Regions from separate parts of the Homo sapiens genome. Here region 1 is linked to region 2. A link is a loop called in an ENCODE intact Hi-C map of the cell type or tissue named here. Cell type or tissue: Caco-2. All regions are shown on one strand.

Region 1 (2,500 bases), 330 kb before region 2:
GAGGCAGGCACGACAGGGATACCTTGTATCTGTGAGCTTTTGCCATCCAATGTGCCTGGGAGGGAAAGAGATTCCTCTCAGCTCTTCTTTTCCTGTTTCATTCCCTCCTCTGATTTCATAGTGGATGTTGCAGTGGGGGGTCTACCATCAGCAGGATTCACAACCAACTTGTTCTGTGCTTTAGAGTGATCATCTATGGGATGAGGTTGCCTCAAGGCTTTGCTGGATAGCTGCCAGCCCCGAGACCTGCCAACAGTCCCCTTCTTCTCAAGACCTCACAACACTCCAAATTGCTGCTTTCTCTGCAGAGAAATGCTCTTTGCTCTCTATTTCCTCTTACCGTGGCCCTTTGTCCTCAGCACTCGGCCCGAATTCCTTTCTTCACAAACAATAAAAAGGTATGCCCTCAATTTCTTCCTCCCACCCAAGCATTGACCACATTAGCCCTGTAATCTTTTTTTCTTGGCCCTTGTCTACACTTATTTCCCAGCGTGTCCTTGGTTAGGAGCGGTGTGTGTGTGTGTGTGTGTGTGTGTATAAAGTGAACTGCAGAGGAAGAAAACAAAGAAGGTGCAACAGCGAAAGACTGCAGGGGCAAGCAAGGCTTCTGGAGGGAACTTGGGCCTCACTGCCACTCTCTTGCCTCTTCCAGGGTTTCTTGATCACTGATGTTTCCAAGTTGATATTGGCAGTTTTGAAGAAGCCTTTGTTCTTCATGTATGTGAGAGAAAGGGACTAAAAAGGATAGAAAAACCACAATTGAAGCTGCTAATCCTGAACAGAGCCCGAGGCTGTGGAAGACAAAAAGCACCGTGCAAAATAAATTGCAGAAGAGAAACAAGAAAATTCACAACGGTTTCCTATGCCTGGCCTATTTCTACAATTCTTCTGTTAATGAATATTCGTTTTCTACCTGTAGTTCAGCACACTGTTAGAGGAAGAATCAGTCCTCTAACCACACACAGGCTTTCCCATGCCGGAACATTCCAGTCTTGTATCACTGGGACAGAACCCCCAAGAGCCACAGGGCGAGACACCACAAGTGCTTCCAGCGTCGATCGCTAGATGGAGCCCGTGTTATGCACAAATCCAGCCCCAAGGGTCCTGGGGTAGCTGGTGAAGCCATTAGCTGGAGGGCAGCAATTTTAAAGGGTGGTACTTGATTAAGAGAATCCATTTCTCCTACAGTTAGCCCAGAAGCCCAATTGCTCTTGCAGGTGCTTAAAAATTTTCAGTATGTGGATTCACGTTATTCTCTCTCTCTCTCTCTCTCCACCTTGATCAACTATCGCAGGTCTGGATGAGCTCCACTGGCAGCGCTGGTCCCTCCAGGCATCTCGGCAGTAGCTGGAAGCCCCACATTTGGGGTGAGACTCTCTGGCTTCATGAGCTTGCTGCTTCAGTATAATTAGCTGTCTAACTGCTCACCCACACGGAGCCCATATGTGTGTTACTAATTATGATTTATTTAAAAACTCTCTGTTTGCCATTCTTTGTTCTCTATTTCCTCTTTATTGAAGGGCCGAGGGAGGGATTTGATTTGGAAGCTGTTCTGAATGGTAGGTTTTACCTTCCTTTGCATTTTCTGGACTTTTCCTTCTAGTTTCAAAATCTAGGCAGCTTCTGTACCTAACTCTCAGCATGCTGACCTGCTGCTTGCTACCTCTCCCTCCAGCAACAAAATGTACCAGGACAGGTGTGGTCACAGCATTTAGAAGGAAGTAGCTATTACATAAACGGCCGCATCAACATATCTGCTGCTCCCAAGTCTGTATTTCCAACACAGACATTATACCCAAGCTTCAAACCCATATATACCATTGCTTACTGGACATCTTCACCTAATTGTACACAGGCAGTTCCAACTCAGTGTGTGCAAAACTGGACCCCAAGTCTTAGCCCCAAACTTGTTCTCCTGCTGTACCTCATCTTGTCCAGAGTAGAAACCGCAGATCCTCAAGTCCTCCCTCTCTCTCTCCCTCCATCTTTACCTTCATGTTTGATGGATTTCACTCCCTCCCAGCTCTCTTCCTGTCATGCTTTCTGTTTCCAGCGCTGCTGTTTAAACCAAACCCTCCCATTCCTGCCTATAGCGTGGCAAGGGGCTCCACTTATCTTCCTCTGTCCAGTCCTGAAACTCATATTCCATCCACACCATGGCCAAGCTCATCTACCCAGTACACCATAGGCTCAAGTTCTTCACCTGTTTAAAGCCGTCAAAGACCCCTCACAAGCCTTAGCAGACCTTTCCTGAGAGCATGCTGTCCCTGGCAGGACCCTCATCTCTGGAGGCTGCGCCCACCCCACCTGGTCGCTGCAGCTCCCTCAGGTCACGTTGCCATGTGGCTGCAGCCCCGGAAGGGACTTTCTCTCCCTCCTTGCCTGAATGGGCCCTGTTTACTTCACCCCTCAGCTTGAGCCGAGCCCTATCCCCACAGGTCCATGTTATCTCCTCCTTTGTGTCGCTGCAGTCCCAGAGCATGTTTCTGCCAGGACTGTT
Region 2 (2,500 bases):
TTAGTGCTGAGAATATTTGAGTTCAGAAAGGCCAACTTGCCCAGGTCTCTATGTTTCCTGAGTCTGTACCCTTATTCATTCTCACGCAGCCTCTCCGCCACATACTTCTCTGTCCCCACATGCTTTGGGTGCCACCTACACAAAGCAACTACCAGCCTGGCAGGGCCCCAGCTCTCCACTGCCAAGCTTGGCCCTCCCCGCCCCACTCCTTGCCTCATGTTAATTTCCCACCTGAGTACTGAGTACTTTATAAATAGCAAATCTAAAATGAATTTTCTACCAGCGATCATTAGCTCCCTTGACATCCATTAAACATTCTCGCAAGCAGAGCGAAGTGACAAAAGGGATTGATTTTTACAGTATGTTTAATAGGGGAAAAGAAAGAAAGGTGTTGACAAGTCTTTTTTTTTTTTTTTTTCTGTCCTGATATCACCAGGAATTTGAAATCAGTCAAATGACTTTTATCTGGGAAAAAAAAAAAAAAAAAAAGAAAAGAAAAGAAGAAGGCTAGGATTGGGTGCGGGAGGAGAGGGTCGGGAGACAGAAACAGGCTCCCAGCACCCTGTGCGGCTCATTTCTACACCCGTGACAGGTAAACATAAAGTTAGTTACCTAGTGCCAGCCACCAAGATGAATATGTCAGATTTAATGCTTCAAAATATATAGGGTCCAAGCCAGGGAGGGAGTAGCGGGGAGTGGAGGAGGAAAGAAGGCTGTATTAAGGGAGAGGGAAAATAACCAATCTTCTGCTGAAACTATTGGAAGAATAAATGTGTTGATGCAATAGTTGAAGTCAGAGAAGGCTGGCATATGAGGCACTGTAGCTGAAAATTTAACTTTGATTTCAATTTTCATATTTGTCAGCGATAATTAGATTCAAGAAATGTTTTGCCACTGCTCTAAAATACTAATAAGTAGAGGCCTTTGTAGTTTGGTTAATGGAGTCTTTTTTCCTAGTGGTCTAGGAAAATTCCATTAAAGCAAAAAGTCATACTATATTACAGTGTTTCAATACGCATTGACTCTGCTGCCGCGGTGATATCATCCCAGGGATGGGAGTCCTGTGTGCAACCACAGAGCCCCTGAAGGGATGGGAGTCCTGTGTGCAACCACAGAGCCCCTGAAGGGATGGTAGTCCTGTGTGCAACCACAGAGCCCCTGAAGGGATGGGAGTCCTGTGTGCAACCACAGAGCCCCTGAAGGGATGGGAGTCCTGTGTGCAACCATAGAGCCCCTGAAGGGATGGGAGTCCTCTGTGCAACCACAGAGCCCCTGAAGGGATGGGGTTGGGCTTCATAGGCCTTAGCTGTCTATCATTTCAGACCTGCACAGACCTCCCTGGCTCATGGGTGAGGGTAGGGGAGAGAGAAGAGCAAATTCAATAAAGCCTCGCCTTGAGAAGGATGTGTTTTATAAGCTTCGCCTCCTGGAGCAGGTTGAAGAGAGGGCAGGAGGAGTTGATGGGCACCTGCCTGAGGAGAGGAAGCACTTTCCCTGCTCTCCCCAGTCTGGACGCCTGTTGCCTGTTCCTTTAATGAAGAAGCTCCACCCAGTGGCAGAATCTACATGCACTCCTCCTCCCAAGCCTCAGCCTGCTCTGAAAGTCTGGAAGGTTGCTTTCTCTTGAGATCAGAATTTGATTAAGAGAACCAAGGTCTATTATTTTTGACTGGCTTTTCCCTGGAGTGCCTGTGCATCTCTGATATCCCAGGTAACTCCCTGCAGGGCAATATGGGGTGGATTGGGCTTCACCTGCTTTAATGTAGAGGTAAGTGAAGGGTTAAGTGTATTGTGCCCACACACTCCAGAGAGTTCCTGTGGATGAGGGAAGGCCTAGGGCATCCTCATCTCCCTTCTACCCTACTTTCCACACCACTCCCCTGCCGTCAGGGATTAATAATCACATGCTGGGCTTATTCAGACGGGCTCTCTCTGTCTGGAACGCCCTCTCGTAAGCAGACTGCTGCTGCAGCCACCTGTTAGCCCATCTCCCTGAGCCCAGGGACCTCACGGACCCTGCTCTCAATTGTCCTTCCCAAAACTCTGAAGTGGATCCCCAGACTGGGATGCCAGTCCTTGCCAAAAGAAAGCCCCATGGGCCTGTGTGATCTCACCCACCTCCCCACACATGGGCTCCTTCATGTCAAATTGTGCTCTTCTTGACATAGTAGTAGAGAGACTTGGAATTTACTAATCCTAAACCACAAATGGGAAGTGATGGAGGAATGGACAGATGGCAGGTAAGGGGAGGAGGGTCCCACCAGGATTGCCACCTAGGCCTGGATAAAGATGACTTGCAGAAGCCACACGAAGCAAAAGGGAGATCACGCCCATTCCATTAGTGCAGGGCAGCAGCAACCGCCCATCCTTCCCTGTGCCCATCCTGGGTGCTTCTTTCCTGGCCCCGTGCCCTCCTCCTACTGCCCCCACCACCACCTCCCAGGGTGAACAGAGAGGGAGGGCCTGTACTTCTTCCCAACAGCGCAAAGACCTACCTTTG

Evidence for each region. A loop is a pair of places that touch in the nucleus more often than their neighbours do. Peaks named below come from ENCODE experiments on the same cell type or tissue, not always from the same donor. Only the 100,000 strongest peaks of a DNase experiment are listed, where the experiment ranks them.
Region 1: a loop joins it to region 2, with 23 times the contacts of the local background. A loop is called at or near these places in 9 of 110 quality-filtered maps.

What each region holds. Positions count from the first base shown.
Region 1 is chr11:131,063,505-131,066,004 of GRCh38, forward strand. No RefSeq gene overlaps it. Among named protein-coding and RNA genes, the nearest start is that of SNX19, 150 kb to the left of the region's middle. In Caco-2, a CTCF peak has its summit at 1,070 (motif pointing right); a DNase peak (open chromatin) is centred at 1,067.
Region 2 is chr11:131,391,175-131,393,674 of GRCh38, forward strand. The region is part of intron 1 of NTM (neurotrimin); the gene reads left to right. Among named protein-coding and RNA genes, the nearest start is that of NTM, 22 kb to the left of the region's middle. In Caco-2, no CTCF peak of the experiment used is centred here; a DNase peak (open chromatin) is centred at 1,518.